Regions from separate parts of the Homo sapiens genome. Here region 2 is linked to region 1. A link is an interaction called in ENCODE POLR2A ChIA-PET data of the cell type or tissue named here. Cell type or tissue: OCI-LY7. All regions are shown on one strand. Each heading gives the region's core, and the rest is flanking DNA. Links, peaks and the distances in the headings are about the cores only. Region 1 holds the start of LINC03088 (long intergenic non-protein coding RNA 3088). Region 2 overlaps MAP1LC3B2 (microtubule associated protein 1 light chain 3 beta 2).

The links. ChIA-PET counts read pairs that join two places held together with the same protein. Peaks named below come from ENCODE experiments on the same cell type or tissue, not always from the same donor. Only the 100,000 strongest peaks of a DNase experiment are listed, where the experiment ranks them.
Region 2: POLR2A ChIA-PET joins it to region 1 with 10 read pairs; 6 of 35 experiments call an interaction of 5 or more read pairs at or near these places.

Annotation. Positions count from the first base shown.
Region 1 is chr12:116,661,202-116,669,536 of GRCh38, forward strand. LINC03088 (long intergenic non-protein coding RNA 3088) reads left to right here and starts at 343. Exons shown (of 2, transcript XR_007063473.1): 1 at 343-1,045. It overlaps LOC124903028 (a long non-coding RNA gene), which reads right to left and starts at 1,628. Exons shown (of 3, transcript XR_007063474.1): 1 at 939-1,628; 2 at 483-745. RefSeq lists enhancers at 1,567-2,191, 4,592-5,143. In OCI-LY7, for the core only: no CTCF peak of the experiment used is centred there; no DNase peak of the experiment used is centred there.
Region 2 is chr12:116,563,133-116,571,467 of GRCh38, forward strand. The region is part of intron 1 of MAP1LC3B2 (microtubule associated protein 1 light chain 3 beta 2); the gene reads left to right. Among named protein-coding and RNA genes, the nearest start is that of MAP1LC3B2, 7.9 kb to the left of the region's middle. In OCI-LY7, for the core only: no CTCF peak of the experiment used is centred there; no DNase peak of the experiment used is centred there.

The sequences.
Region 1 (8,335 bases), core at 305-8,304:
AATCGGCACTCTGTATCCAGCTCAAGGTTTGTAAACACAACAGTCAGCACTCTGTGTCTAGCTCAGGGTTTGTGAATGCACCAATCGACACTCTGTATCTAGTTACTCTGGTGGGGACTTGGAGAACCTTTGTGTCCACACTCTGTATCTAGCTAATCTAGTGGGGACGTGAACTTTTGCGTCTAGCTCAGGGATTGTAAACGCACCAATCAGCACCCTGTCAAAACGGACCAATCAGCTCTCTGTAAAACAGACCAATTGGCTCTCTGTAAAGTGGACCAGTCAGCAGGATGTGGGTAGGGCCAGACAAGAGAATAAAAGCAGGCTGCCGGAGCTGGCAGTAGCAATTGGCTGGGGTGTTTTTCCGCTCTGTGGGAGATTTGTTCTTTCGCTTTTTGGGTCCACGCTGCGTTTGTGAGCTGTAACACCGTGAAGGTCTGCAGCTTCACTCCTGAAGTCAGGCGAGAAGACTACGAACCCACCTGGAGGAACGAACAACTCCAGACTCGCCGCATTAAGAGCGGTAACACCGCGAAGGTCTGCAGCTTCACTCCTGAGCCAGCGAGATCACGAACCCACCGGAAGGCTGTAACATATCTGAACATCAGAAGGAACAAACTCCGGACAGGCCGCCTTCAGGAACTGTAACACTCACCGCGAGGGTCCGTAGCTTCATTCTTGAAGTCAGTGAGACCAAGAGCCCACCAATTCCGGACACAACAGGACACACTGCGGCTTCTCCTGGCTTTTTCAAAGTTCAGCCCAAGAGGAAGAGAGACCTAATTAATACCCAGGAGATGGTGGTGTTTATTTTTTCCAGCTGGGACAACTAAGGCCCCGAGAGGAGAAAGGGACTATCCGGGGTACAGAGGCCACTGAGTCAGAGCTAGGACCAACATATCACCAGCTCTCCCTCTTCAGCGCAGACCCCAACTCACCAGCGGTGGCTTCCTGAAGAGCTGGGTTAAGGAGGATTCTGAGGTGCAGCAGAGCTCGCTAAGAGGCTGACGGGTAAGGGGTGCTGCGCTGTGAGCACAGGAGCCAGGTGGGTGTTGCCTGCCATCCCCTCTACCTCTCCCTCTTCTCTCTGCCACCTCGGTTTTTCTCCATCCTTTCACTCACCCCCGACCCGCCATTGTTTCACCTGCCTGGAAATGGCACCCTTCGTTGAGAGTAAGGATAGGGCCTCTGCTGTGCCCAGGCCACGTTTCTGGGCCTCTTTTTTCCTCTCCCAGGTCTGAAGGGGCCTCAGTTTGGGGTTCTTAAGGGCCCAGAGACCTGTGAACAGTTGCTCCCTCCCCTACTTAGTGGCCCACGTGGAACTCAAGAGTATCCCGCTCCGTGGCTGTTCAGAAATGCAGCAGCACAGCCCCCAGGCAGCAATCGTTCAGGAGCGCTGGGAAGCCCACAGCCAGCCTGAGCCCTCCGAGATGCCTCTAGACTCTGGGCCCGGGATCAATACTTGGGAGGGGGAGAGCAGATGTGAATGCGATGCGGGCACACGCACAGCGTGCTGCTGGAGGCCCAGCTCAGAGGAGCTGGGCCAGCCTCCCCCGCCCTCTCCTTTCTCCTTGCCTTGCGGGGGCCAAGAGGGCTGTGGAGGGCTCTGCTGGAGTCTGCCATCTGCTGCTGAAAACATCTGCGCTTGCTGCCTTCCACGCAGACGAGCTGTCCGTCCTTCCTCCTCCCCCTCTTCCGCCAAGGCTATTCAGACGGGCGTGCAGGCTGCGGGCAGAGGTCAGGAAGCTCCCCGGCCTGTCCAGGCACGAGACAGCAGGCACTGCCTCTTTGGTACCTAGGCAGCTGTGTCTGCGAGTCCCTGGCTCTCTCCCAGGTGCCCTGCTTTAAGAAAATCCAATAGGAACAAAGTCCTGTTTGCAAAGTGGACACCTGCGGGCAATGTATGTCTCTGTCTGCATTGCACAGAGATCATCCTGAGCGATTCAATGATTTTTTCTCTCTGTGGGTTCTAAGTTCTTAACCAGAAAAGGAGATGTTAATTGAATCACCTGGGAGGTTTTTCAACATGCACCCGGCCAGTCCCCATGTTTCCCACTCTCAGACAAAACAGGTTTGGGGAGAAGAGTTTGTTGAAAGAGGTCCCTAGCACCCAGTGTTGCTGACAGATCCCCTCCCCACCTCTCCCTGCTCTGCTACCCTTGCGCATTTCAGCTTTTATTTAAAAGTCAGTAACTACCTACAGTGGAGGAGGGGGCTTTAAAGCTGAACTGTTCTATCTCACTATGAATTAAAGATCAGTTAGAAATGAAATTTCAACACCCAAGAAAAGAATAGGTACATTTATTAGAAAATGGGAGTGCTGTATATTTAAATTTTTAAAATGTATACAGATTAGGTCCATAATTCATTGTTTCTATAAAATCATATCTGTGGCAAGCCCCTGCCTCCACAGAAACAATTTTATTTCATAGAGCAATCTATTTGTAAGCATGGAAGGACCATTATAGATCCTAACAGTGTCCTTTAAGAATGAGGACACAGAGTTGACCCACTTCTCCTAGTATATGTTGGAATTCCAAATTCTATCGGTTTATTTACTCATTTATTGAGACGGAATGTTGCTCTGTCGCCAAGCCTGGAGTGCAGTGGCGCAATCTCTGCTCACTGCAACCTTTACCTCCCAAGTTCAAGCGATTCTTCCACCTCAGCCTCCCGAGTAGCTGGGACTACAAGTGCGTACGTCATCGTGCCCAGCCAATTTCTTTTGTATTTTTAGTAGAGACAGGTTTTCACCATGTTGGCCAGGCTGGTCTCGAACTCCTGACCTCAAGTGATCCACCCGCCTCAGCCTCCCAAAGTGCTGGGATTACAGGCGTGAGCCACCGCACCCGGTCTCTATCAAGTTTATTTGTTTGTATCCACATGGAAAAGGTAAGCCCCCTTCTGCTCACAGGTACTATGTCTGCTTTGCTCACTGCTATATCCCCAGTGCCCAGAATGGTGTTTGTTGAATGAATGAATGAGCACATAGACAGGTCTACTGGTGGCTGTTGCATTGCAGGGATCTGTGAGAATGCACTGATGCGTACATCTGTGTCATTTTAATATGTCCACTTCTGTGCATGTCTGCATTACTAATGCATGTTTTTATGGATCGAGCATTCATTCTTAGAGATGACCTAAATATACATTCAATGCCGCCAGCTAAGAATTCTACCGAGGCTTCATGCATTGTTATTATATGTTATATGTTACAAATAAGGATACAAGGCATATATATTAAGCTTTCAAATCTTGGAAAATTAGTTCTGGAAGATGTTCTGAGAAGCAAATATTCCATGGTCAAATGAGTTTTGGAAATTCAGGATTAAAGAAAATGAAGTAAGTCTCTAAATATGGAATGTCTCAGAGACTTTAAATGCCAGAGTGTGCAGTGACTCTCTGAATATGGAAAGACTATACAGCTTTTTTTTTCTCTTTTCTTTTTTTTTTTTTTTTCTGCGCCTGGCCAGAATATACAGCATTTTTCAAACTCATTTGACTTTGGGACCCTTCTGGATCTCTCTTTTGGGGAGGATTTGGCAGTAAATGTAGGTAAATGCTGAACCACGACAATTTTGCTTGAAGTAAGAATTCATCTTGGCTGGGATTAGAAAGCTAGAGGCAGGTAGGGTTAAAGAACTTTTGACTGGGTGTGGTGGCTCATGCCTCTAATCCCAGCACTTTGGGAGGCCAAGGCAGGCTGATCACTTGAGGTCAGGAGTTTGAGACCAGCCTGACCAAGATGATAAAACCCCATCTCTACTAAAAATCCAAAAACTAGCTGGGTATGGTGGTGCACACCTGTAGTCCCAGCTACTCAGGAGGCTGAGGCAGGAGAATCGCTTGAACCTGGGAGGTGGAGGTTGCAGTGAGCCAAGATCATGCCCCTGCACTCCAGCCTAGGTGACGGCGGGAGATACTGTCTCCAAAAAAAAAAAAAAAAGTTTCTCCTTTTTCATTCACTCACTCATTCACCCAACACACATTGAGTTCCTACTCAGAGCCAGATCTTGTGAATGACACTGAAGAATATGAACATGAAGAAATGCGATGCCACCTCAACCTCACACAGTCCAGAAAAATCAGCCTATCAGGCCTCCCTGCTGCAAATGTCAGAAGCCCCATCAAACTGACAAGCCAGAATGTGGAAGTTATGGACAGAAACATCTGAGAAGACCATAGAATGAATGGGAAGGCGAAATACGAAATTATGATAAAAGCCCAAGGAACAGACAATGAGGGTTGGGGTGAACAGCGTAACCTGTGAAATAACTGGATTTGTCCATTCAGTCAGTACATGACCTTAGAATACTATCTTATTTCAGGCACTGTGGGGCGATGGGAGAAATAAATACAAGATATGGTTTGGACCCTGGAGGGGAGGTTATGTCTAGTGGATCCACTCAGAAACATCTTCTCAACAAGGCTAATCGACTTTGTCAGAAGCAAATACATCCCAGGATTGAAGGGACAAAAATGAAAATGGGTCTGTAAGACCTATGGTTCTTACAGAACTCAGAAAGGACACAGGAAAGACCAGCCAGCTCCTTTCCGTCCCGGCTGTCACAAGATCTACTGCCTTTGGGGGGGATGGGCAACTACGGAGTGACGGATTGAAACGCCGCACCTTGATTCTCTCATGATTACCGGAATAATTCCAGCCTAAGAGAGGAAGGAAATCGAACAAAACAAGAACAAGGGTGGGGTGGGAGCAACGGCTAAACAGAACAACAAATTATAAAATGCAGGATCCAGGCCCAAGCCGCACCATGCCAGGAGGGGGGAAAGAAACCAGCACAAGGAGCATGATGTGCCTGTTTGCAGAGATTCCGGAAAGATGAATGACCTCCCGAATGTGCTTTGGGAGCTGTGGCTCTCTAAAATGGCCTTCTGTGCCCCCTCAAATTCAACAGCAGCTGATGACAGTCGGAGCCATGAGCACAGGTCAGGGGCCCACAGGCTTGCAGAGGAAAGAGGTCTGAGTCAGTGGTGAGATTCGAGGTTGATATTTTATTAGTTTCTTCCTGGAATTTGTGGGTCTCCGAGTTGCAAACCCAAACCAAATGTTCCCTTTGAGCATTCCTGGCTGTGTAATTATCATTTGCGTTTGTGTAGGGATTGGAGGGAAAAGGATGGCTTAGAGTGTGTCTTTTCAAGCGCAGGCATTAGAAGGGTCTTCCAGGCAGCTGTGGCGGGGTAAACCGGGCCTGTGGAATACAACGTGCCATGAGAACACTCGGCCAGGCAGCAATCCACAAGGGCCACTTATACATGCGCATGACACAGGGAGACGCAGAGGTGGGGGATCAAGGGCCCGAATGGGGATCGCCAATTCCTCCATAAGGAAAGACAGGAGAGAAAATAGTTTGGTTTTGATTTTACTTTCAAGTGAGTTTCACACTGGGAAAACACTCCCAAAGATCCTGAACCAACCATGACTCCATTTCCCTCTCCTGAGTTTTTCAGGATGTCACCAGGTTCCCTATCAGACACGTCTGGTTTTTTGTTTTGTATTTTTGTGAGACGGAGTCTCACTCTGTCACCCAGGCTAGAGTTCAATGGCACAATCTTGGCTCATTGCAACCTTCACCTCTCAGGTTCAAGCTATTCTCCTGCTTCAGCCTCCTGAGTAGTTGGGATTACAGGCACGTGCCTCCACGCCCAGCTAATTTTTGTATTTTTAGTAGAGATGGGATTTCACTATGTTTGCCAGGCCAGTCTCGAACTCCTGGCCTCAAGTGATCCACCCGCCTTGGCCTCCCGAAGTGCTGGGATTATAGGTGTGAACCACCACGCCTGGCTGGACACATTCATCTTTAGACTCGTGCATGCTCCAGCCTGAGGGACGGTGCTAATGGTGAAATGCATTCATGATACTTGATATTCTGAAATGTGATTCATGACTGTTCCAACAGAACTTGCCCCTCCCAACCCCACTAAACCCCCATCTCCAGAGCTTTGTTTTAGAATTATTCCCATTTTACTGACAAGCTGAAGGTAGAAGGCAAGAGTCTGTAGTCAGCCAGGAACAGCTGACAACTTTAACACCCCAAATTTCAACTTCCATATTTCCTGTATCCCTCTAGGCCAGGAGTTGTCAAACTGTTGGCTGCAGGTCTACTGCCTGCAAGCTAAGAATGGTTTTTACATTTTACAGTGGTTGGAGGGGACCCAGCGTGGTGGCTCACACCTGTCATCCCAGCACTTTGGGAGGCCGAGGCAGGAGGATCACCTGAGGTCAGGAGTTTGAGGCCAGCCTGGCCAATATGGCAAAACCCTGTCTCTTTTAAAAATACAAAAATTAGCTGGGCATGGTGGCAGGTTCCTGTAATCCCAGCTACTCGAGAGGCTGAGGCACAAGAATCGGCTGAACCTGGGAGGTAGAGTCTGCAGTGAGCCGAGACCATGCCACTGCACTCCAGCCTGGGAGACAGTGAGACTCTGTCTCAATCAATCAATCAATAAAATGGTTGGAGTTGGAGGGGAGTCAAAAAAGAATAATACTTGATGACACATAAAAATTACATGGGCCAGGCTTGGTGGCCCACACCTGTAATCCCAGGAAGCTGAGGTGGGAGGATCGCTTGAGCCCGGGGATTCGAGACCAGCCTGGGCAATAGTGAGACCTTGTCACTCAAAAAATTAAAAAATTAGCCAGATGCAGTGACATGTGCCTATAGTCCCAGGTACTGAGGAGGCTGAGGCGAGAAGATGGCTTGGGCTCAGGAATTTGAGGCTGCAGTGAGCTATGATTGCGCCACTGCACTCCAGCATGGGTGACAGAGTTAAAGTTTAGCCTAAAGCTTCCCCCTTACATATTTTAAGTTCAGCCTAAAGGTTTCTCTGTACATCATGGACTATAATAAGTGGAGGAGGCCGGGTGCGGTGGCTCACGCCTGTAATCCCAGACCTTTGGGCAGCCGAGGTGGGCGGATCATTTGAGGTCAGGAGTTCGAGACCAGCCTGGCCAACATGGTGAAACCCCATCTCTACTAAAAATACAAAAATTAGCCAGGAGTGGTGGCAGGAACCTGTAATCCCAGCTACTCTACTCAGGAGGCTGAGGCAGGAGAGTCACTTGAACCCGAGAGGCGGAGGTTGCAGTGAGCCCAGATTGCGCCATTGCACTCCAGCCTGGGCGACAGAGCGAGACTCCGTCTCAACAAAAAAGTGAAGGTGTAAACTGACCGTAGCCTACACTTGTGCCAGTCACCAAGTTTTAGCCAATAAATGTAGCCAACTGTTTGAACTGTGTTCGAATAAGGCAAACGCCGAGCTGTAACCAGTCCGGCTGTGTCTGTACCTCACATCCATTTTCTGTACCTCGCTTTCCTTTTTCAGTCCACCAATCATCCACCACATGGCTGCGCTGGGGTCTCTGAGCGTACCTTGGCACAGGAGGCTGCCCAATTTCTGAATTGTTCATTGCTCAATTAAACTACTTTAAATTTAATCCAGCTGAAGTTTTTATTTTATCAAGAGCAAGACAATCTTGTCTCTAAATAATAAAATGAAATCAAAAGTAAAGTGTCTATGAATAAGGTTGTATTGGCCAATGGCCATGCCCACCTGTTTACAGATTGTCTATGGCTCATTTTGTGCCTTAGTGGCAGGGTTGAGTACAGTTGTCCCTCGGTATCCGTGGGGGATTGGTTCCAGGACCTCCCAGATTACTAAAATCCACAGATGCTCAAGTCCTTGATATAAAATGGTATAGTACTTGCATATACCCCTGTATACTTTAAATTTTCCCTGTATACTTTATATCATCTCTAGATACAATACCCAATACGATGTAAATGCAGTGTAAATAGTTGTTATGCTGTATTGTTATTTAATTTGTATTATTTTAGTTATTATTTTTATTGTTTTTGATATTTTTTATCTGCAATTGGTTGAATCCTTGGATTCGGAACCTGAGGATAGAGAGGGCTGGCTGTAGTTCCAACAGAGATCGTGTGTCCCGAAAAGCTGGAAATATTTACTATCTGCTCATTCCTAGGAAAAGTGTGTCAATCCTTGCTCTAGGCCACTGAGTACAGAGAAAGCAAAGGGATCCCCCTGGCTACCAAATAAAGTTGAAAGTCTTTAACACTGCACTTAAGAAATCTACAAATAGCCTCAACCCTCATTTTCAAGGTTATGCCTTCTCACTCACCTCATACCAAAGTCAATCTCAGAAATCCATCTACCATCAGTGTGAGCAGCGGCAAATCCATACAGGCCTGCAGCAACTTGATTCTTACCTCCTCAGAGGAAAGAATTCAGCTGAGGGCATAAGGCAGAGTGAAAGTCCAAGGCAAGTTTTAGAGCAGGAGTAAAAGTTTATTAA
Region 2 (8,335 bases), core at 47-8,046, 98 kb before region 1:
GTATTTTTTTAGTACGGGGTTTCTCCATGTCGGTCAGGCTGATCTCAAACTCCTAACCTCAGGTGATCTGCCCACCTCGGCCTCCCAAAGTGCTGGGATTACAGGCATGAGCCACCACACCTGGTAAAGAACTTCTTTTAATATTTCATATGGTGTAGGTCTACCGGTAATAAATTCTACCACTTTTTGTCAGTAAAACATTCTTTCACCTTCATTTAAAAAATATATTTTCACTGGACACAGACTTTTGGTTGACAGTTTTGTTTTTGTTTTCAAATGTAATGCATTAAGGGTGTTATTCCATTGTCTTCTGTGTTGCATTGTTTCTAAGGAGTAATCAGTGATAATTCTTATCTTGGTTCTTTGTATGTAATATGTATTTTTACCTTGGCTGCTTTTAAGATTTTGGTCTTTATTGCTGGTTTTAAACAATTTGATTAAGATGTGCCTTGATGTTCTTTTCTTTGTGTTTATCTTGCCTGGGCTTTGCTGAGCTTCTTGGATCTGTAACTTTATAGTTTTTATCAACTTTGGAACATTTTTAGCCATTATTATTTCAGGGTTTTATTTTCATCCTCTCCTCCTGGAACTGCAATTATTCGTAGGATAGATCTTCTGTTATTGTTGCATAGGCCCCTGACACTCTGATTATTTATTTTTTTGGCCCTTGTTTCTCCTGGTTCTTTAATGTGAATAACTTCTATTATTATGTCATTGGATTTACTGATTTTTTTTTCTTCTGCAGTCTTTAATATGCTGTTAAACTCATCTAGTAAATTATTATTTTATTTTTTAACAAATGGGATCTTGCTGTGTTGCCCAGGCTGGCCCCAAACTCCTGGGTTCAAGCAATTCTCCCACCTCAGCCTCCAAAGTAGCTGGGACTAAAGGTGCATGCCACCACACCCAGCAAATTTTTATTTTAGATATTGTATTTTTTATCTCCAGAAGATACATTTGGTTCTTTTTTTATAGCTTCCACTTTTCACTATGTTTATATTCTTTAGATCTATGAACATATTTATAATAACTTTTAAAATCTTTGTCAGTTAATTACATCATCTTTGTCATTTGGGGTCTGTTTATATTGACTGGTATTTTTCATGATAATGGGTCACATTTTCCTGCTTCTCTAGATGTCTAGTAAGTTTTCATTGGATGCTAGACAATGTAGATGCTGTGCAGCTGAGTGCCTGGGTTTTGTTATTTTCCTTTGATGTTTGTTTTGGGAGGCAATTGAGTTACTCATTGACCAGCTTGATTTTTTTTTTTTAAGGCTTTTTTTTAAGCTTTATTGCAGTGGCTCTAGAGAAGCTTCTTATCTAAAGCTGGCTTAGGCCTACAAGAAAGGTGTAGCCTCACAGTGGTCTCTAATGAATGCCTTGGATGTTCAACAAATTATTCCCATTCTGGCTTGCTAAGATTTGAATGTCCCCCAGTCCCATGAGAGCTCTTGGAATTATTCAGCTTATACCTCTCCAATAGCAGTTCCTTGACAGTCTTGTATCATTTTACCCAATATCTGAGCAACTTAGTATTTAGCCAGTGACTCAAGTGGTCCCCTGTGCAGATTTCTGGCACTATGTGTCCATATAACACCATCTTGCCTGGGACTTTGCGTCACAAATTTCAGCCTTTTCAACCTCCATATATTATAATCTCTCTCTTCAACTCAGAGAGGCCACTGTGCTCTGCATGGGATCCTCCTCCCTGTGCTGCAGTCTAAAAAGCTCTTCCAGGCAGAAAGCCAGGGTGATCACTGGGCTCACTTGATTTGCATCCCTTCTTTCAGGCCTCATAGTTCTACACTACCTGTGGCCCAATCTCTGAAAAACAATTGTTTTATATCTTTGGTCTGGCTTTCCAGTTGTGTACAGCTGGAAAACAACTTTGGTACCAATTCCTTCATCATGGCCAGAATCAGAAGAAGTTCACCCTGATAACTTAAGAAAGAAAAATTTAAAAAAGGAACATATTGGAAGGGCCTAGGGGAATTCACCAAAAAGAAGTAATAGCCAAAGAATAGTCCTCAAAAGGGACAGAGACCACAGAAACTCTGGAGATCCAGGGTGTCTTAGTCTGTTTTCACACTGCTGATAAAGACATACTCGAGACTGGGCAATTTACAAAAGAAAGAGGTTTAATGGACTTACAGTTCCACATGGATGTGGAGGCCTCACAATCATGGTGGAAGGCAAAGAGGAGCAAGTCATGTCTTACATGGATGGAGGCAGGAAAAGAGAGAATGAGAAACGAAGCGAAACGGATTTCCCCTTATCAAACCATCAGATCTCATTCACACATCTTATTCACTACCACGAGAACAGTATGGGGGAGCCGCCCCCATGATTCAGTTATCTCCCTCTGGGTCCCTCCCACAACATGTGGGAATTATGGGAGTACAATTCAAGATGGGATTTGGGTGGGGACACAGAGCCAAACCATATCACGGGAGAACTAAGAAACAGTCTCTTCAGGACATAGATGACTGGACAAATTAGCTCCATGCCCATGGGGTCCTTCAAGACTCAAATTTCTGGGAGGAGATATATGGTCTAGTCACAGTCATGGGCTTACCTCTTGGCCAGAGGAGGACAAGACACTTTGGTTAATGATTCTACCAAGATGATATACGATAGTGGGAGGACAGATTCCAAAGCAAAACTGGGTTGCTCCTTCCAGAAGCAAGGAGATTGGCCCCTTGGCAGGCAAAAACAACAGAGACACATTACAAAATATTTATGAAAGCAATATTTACGAAAGCACAAAATCTTTAAGTAGGGTTGGCTTTTGAACTCAGAGCCGTGAGGTTTCTTTTTGCTATTTCACCACAAGGCTGCATGAATTCGTTCTTTCCCCTGACATCTCTGCCTTCCCCTCCAACACAGACAGACTTTCTCCACAACAAATCCATTTTATGAGCAACATCTAGACAATAACAAACTTCTCATCAGGCCAGAAATGCCAGTTTATAGCTCATCGAGAACAGAGATTCTCTGAGCCTGCCAATGTTCAAGGAAGATTTCCAGAGAATAAAACTTGCTTGGGGGTGAAGGGCAAGCTTGAACCTGTGTCCTGGGAACAAAACATGCAGCAAAATGCATTTCTTCTTTTCCCACTACTCATAACTACCAGGAGTTGGAAGCACCTTGCCTGAAAGAGAAGGTTGTGTTTTGTGTTTCAAGAGTGAGTCTGAGGTAGCTGCAGGCTAGATTATTAAGCAGATTAATTCAACCAAATATATTGACAAATGCACCAGCAGGTAAAGGAAGAAGATGTTCTCTGCTTAGATTGTTGTGAGGAAGTTTCTGTGTCCCCACTCTGCCTAGAGGCTAATCAGATATGTGTGTGTGTGTGTAACCTCTACAAAACAAAACACCCCAAATCCTTAAAATATCCACAAATGTTGTTTTCTTGTATGATCATACCCATTTCAGAGATGAAAAATCTGAGATACAGTACGTGGAACTGTGAGTCAGTGATTAAAAAAAAAAAAAAAAAAAAAAACAAGAATTGAGGCCAGGTGTGGTCACTCATGTCTGTAATCCAAGCACTTTAGGAGACCGAGTCAGGCAGATCACCTGAGGTCAGGAGTTCGAGACCAGCCTGGCCAACATGGTGAAACCCTGTCTCTACTAAAATACAAAAATGTGCTGGGCGTGGTGGTGGGCACCTGTAGTCCCAGCTACTCAGGAGGCGGAGGCAGGAAAATTGCTTGAATCCAGGAGGTAGAGGTTGCAGAGAGCCAAGATCGTGCCACTGCATTCCAGTCTGGGCCACAGAGTGAGACTCTGTCTCAAAAAAAAAAAAAAAAAAAAAAAAAAAAAAAAAAAAAAAAAGAATTGAGTTCAAAACTGCAGGATAAAACTTTTCTGTATGTCTTGAGAATAATTTTGAAAGCAAGAGAAACGGAAAGGAAGAGAAGGGAGAGGGAGGGGAAAGGACAAAGGAGGTAAGGAAAGCAAGTTAGCTCTTTGGCTAATTCATGTCTTCAAAGGTGCCTGGGTTTTTGGAGATTTAGAGTGCTGAGAGATGCTGTTTGCACACCACCAAGATTCAAATTGAAATTATAGGCAAGTAAAAGCACCTCCTATCCCATGGCTAACTCCTTTCTCCAGCTTTACATGTTAGCTATGTCCACCCTCAGGTTCTCAACTTAGAAAGAAGTCTTTTTATTCCTTGAGGGGATTTATTTCTTTCTCAAGAAAGAAATCATGGTAATTTCATGCTGATTGAGAAAAGACCAAAATGAGCTTATAAAATTAATTCCTGGGAGAGTTTTAGTCACTTGTATCTTGTTGACTGCTTTGCAAATCTTTTTTTTTTTTTTTTTGGCCAGGCACGGTGGCTCACGCCTGTAGTCCCAGTACTTTGGGAGGCCGACGTGGGTGGATCACTTGAGGTCAGGAGTTTGAGACCAGCCTGGCCAACATGTTGACTCCAGGTCTCTACTAAAAATACAAAAATCAGCCAGGTGTGGTGGCACATGCCTGTAATCCCAGCTACTCAGGAGGTTGAGGCAGGAGAATTGCTTGAACCCCAGAGGTGGAGTTTGCAGTGAGCCGAGATTGTGTCACTGCACTCCAGCCTGGGTGACAGAGTGAGACTCTGTCTAAAAAATAAAAATAAAAAAATATATATATATATGTAAACCCTCTAAGGGTTTCGGTTGCCAGGAGAGAAGAAAATGGAACCCAAAACACTTAGAGGAGGAATGACAGACTCATTTTATAGAACAGTGGGAAGGGATTTGGGGATTAGGAAAACCTTCTGGGGAAGTGTCTGGAGCCTGCGAGTTCTTGAAAAGGACAAACGATCATGTTCCCCATTGTGTTTCAGATGCCCAGCACAATGCCTGATCTGCACTAGGTGTTCAGTAAATTATTTGTTGAACGAAAGAATGATTAAGTGAGTAAATGTGAATCTCCAGTCAGGCCTAACCTATGTTTTTGCCAAACCAGACTCCAATGCCTTGATAGCTTTGCAGCTCTTTTTCCATTCTTTGTCGTCCTGGCAATTGTCTCTGATCCTTTCAAGGCAATAGATGCGACCCTTTGTGGATTATGAACATCTCTGAGAATCTGCTGAGAGTAACAGGCCCTTTTCTCAAAAAAAAGAATGCACAGACACGTACACACAATTTGGCATATCTTTTCAAGTGAGCGAATGCCCTGAACCTCACATGTGGCCACAGCCTAACAATCTCTGGAGCTTTTCCCACTCTTCTTCCTGTCTCTCTGCCCTGCAGACTTATTTGCTCCTTCACTGGGTCCTCATAGCACTTTTTAAAATCTTTTCAGTTTTTAGCTTAAAACAACATGTACTTTATTCACAAGTCTGTAATTTGTGCAGAGCTTGGGGGATGCCCTCTGGCTCCACTTCAGGCTGGGGCTGGAATCACCTGAAGGATTACTGCATGGTTTGAATGTGTCCCCCAAATTTCATGTACTGGAAACTTAGATCTCCAAGTTCATATGTTGATGGTATTTGGATGTGGGGCCTTTAGGAGGTAATTAGGATTAGATAAAGTCATCAGGGTGCAGCCCCCATGATGGGACTGGTGGCTTTATGAGCAGAGGAGGAGAGGCCTGAGCTGACACACATATTCTTGCCCTTTCATCATGTGATGCCCTCCACCATGTTATGATGCAGCAGGAAGGCCCTTGCCAGACACTGGCACCCTGATATTGGACTTCCCAGCCTCTAGAACTGTAAGAAATAAATTTCTTTTCTTTCTTTTTTTTTTTTTTGAGACAGAATCTCTGTCTCCCAGGCTGGAGTGCAGTGGCGCATCTCCACTCACTGCAAGCTTCGCCTCCTGGGTTCACGCCATTCTCCTGCCTCAGCCTCCTGCGTACCTGGGATTACAGGCACCCACCACCACGCCTGGCTAACTTTTTGTATTTTTTTTAGTAGAGATGGGGTTTCACGGTGTTAGCCAGGATGGTCTCGATCTCCTGACCTCATGATCCGCCCACCTCGGCCTCCCAAAGTACTGGGATTACAGGTGTGAACTACCGCGCCCGGCCAATTTCTTTTCTTTATAAATTTCTTTTCTCTAGAAATTACCCAGTCTATGATATTCTGTTATAGTAGCAGAACACAGACTAAGACAATTGCTCACTCACCTGTCCAGAAGCTGTCCAGAGATTGATGCTGAAGAGACCTAAACAGTGGGGAGCTAAAATAGCTGGGGGTCCTCAGGCATCTCCTCCTGTCTCTATGTGGTCTTTCTATGCATTCTCTCTGGCTTATCCAGAGCACTTTAAACATACCTCTCTTACTACTTAACCCACAACGTAGTAGTTGTTATTTGGGCCTGTGGATTGTGGCAATGTACTTAACATCTGTTTCATTGGCAAAACTGTAAATCCTTCAAGGACAAGGACCATAACTTGTTCATCTCTATTTCCTTAAGACCCTAGCAGCTACCTTGTATGTAACTATGTATTTAATATATGCTAGTTGGAATATGCACGTAGGTATGTGTTTATTTTATCATGATGTCCCACTACATTTCAACAAAGAAGTAGAATGGCGCTTATATACATACCTCAATACAACAAAATAAAAATGCAAATCAAAGAAATGGGGATAAAGTAAAAATAAAGCTAGGAAAAATGTTAAAATAAAAGATAACAGGCCAGGCATGGTGGCTCGCTCCTGTAATCCCAGCACTCTGGCAGGCCTAGGTGGGCAGATCACAAGGTCAAGAGATCGAGACCATCCTGGCCAACATGGTGAAAACCTGTCTCTACTAAAAATACAAAAATTAGCTGGGCATGGTGGCACGCACCTGTAGTCCCAGCTACTTGGGAGGCTGAGACAGGAGAATTGGTTGAACCCAGGAGTCAGAGGTTGCAGGGAGCCGAGATCGCGCCACTGCACTCCAGCCTGGCCACAGAGTGAGACTCCATCTCAAAAATAAAATAAAATAAAATAAAATCACTACCCAAAATGCATACCCACAAAGTTGTATATCATTATTGTCAGTGGCTCAGAAGAAGGGGCAAAGAGGGAAATACCCTCATTACTAAAGTTCACAGGGTTGCATACAGATGATCCTCAATTTACAATGGCTCAACTTATAATTTTTCAACTTTATGATGGTGCAAAAGTAACATGCATTCAGTAGAAACTGTACTTCAAGTACCCATACAGCCATTCTGCTTTTTGCTGTTAGTACAGCATTCAATAAACATGAGATATTCAACACTTTATTATAAAATAGGCTTTGTGTTAGATGATTTTGCCCAACTGTAGGTTAATATAAGTGTTCTGAGCTTGTTTAAAGTAGGCTAGGTGATATGGTTGGGCTGTGTCTCCACCCAAATCTTGTCTTGAATTGTAGCTCCCATCATTCCCATGTGTTGTGGGGGAACTCAATGGGAGGTAATTGAATCATGGGGGCAGTTTCCCCCATACTGTTCTGGTGGTAGTGAGTAAGTCTCACGAGATCTGATGGTTTTATAAGGGGTTCCCCCTTTCACTTGGCTCTCATTCTCTCTTGCCTGCTGCCATGTAAGATGTGCCTTTTGCCTTCCACCATGATTGTGAGGCCTCCCCAGCCACGTGGAACCTCTTTTCTTTATAAATTACCCAGTCTTGGGTAAGTCTTTATCAGCCACATGAAAACAAAGTAATACTCTAGGCTAAGCTATGATGTTTGGTAGGTTAGGTGAATTAAATGCATTTTCAACGTATGATAGGTTTACCAGGATGTATTAATAAGTCGAGAAGCACCTGTGTAAGGCAACTGATCACTTGGGAAAACACAGTTTGTGTGAGTAACAAGGTATATAAGAAATGTTCTTCTATCGGTTGCAATTTTATTGCAACTTCCTTGTGATAAAAATGATAGCATATTTATACCATGATTTCTCTGTAATGTGCCTCAATTCAGGTTAAGGGAGGTTCAATACAAGAAAATCTACAAGTGGCCAAAACAAACGGCTTAAAGCTGCAATTCTGTAAGGGTCTGATTTTATCTAAGGACATATTTAAGACCATGTAGTCCAGCTTTTTCTGAAGAGTACACTATGGAATAACAATCTTGGAAAAGCTCTGCCCATAATGGCTTCTGTGGTTGAGGAAAGGTGGGAAACCCACTCACGTCTTCCTCTTGGAAGTGCACAGTAAAACACTAGCATTTTAAAGGCTCTGAGAAGTCCTGCAGTAAGGAAACCCAGCATTTGCCAGGTTTCTCTGACTACTGTTGTGCAAGAACCTTGGGGCAGTCTCAAAATGTGACCTAGGTCCACTGATCCTACCATGAAATGAATTTTTCCTTCTCGTGAGAATAGATGGGAGTAAGGGACTGCTGTTCTTTTTTTTT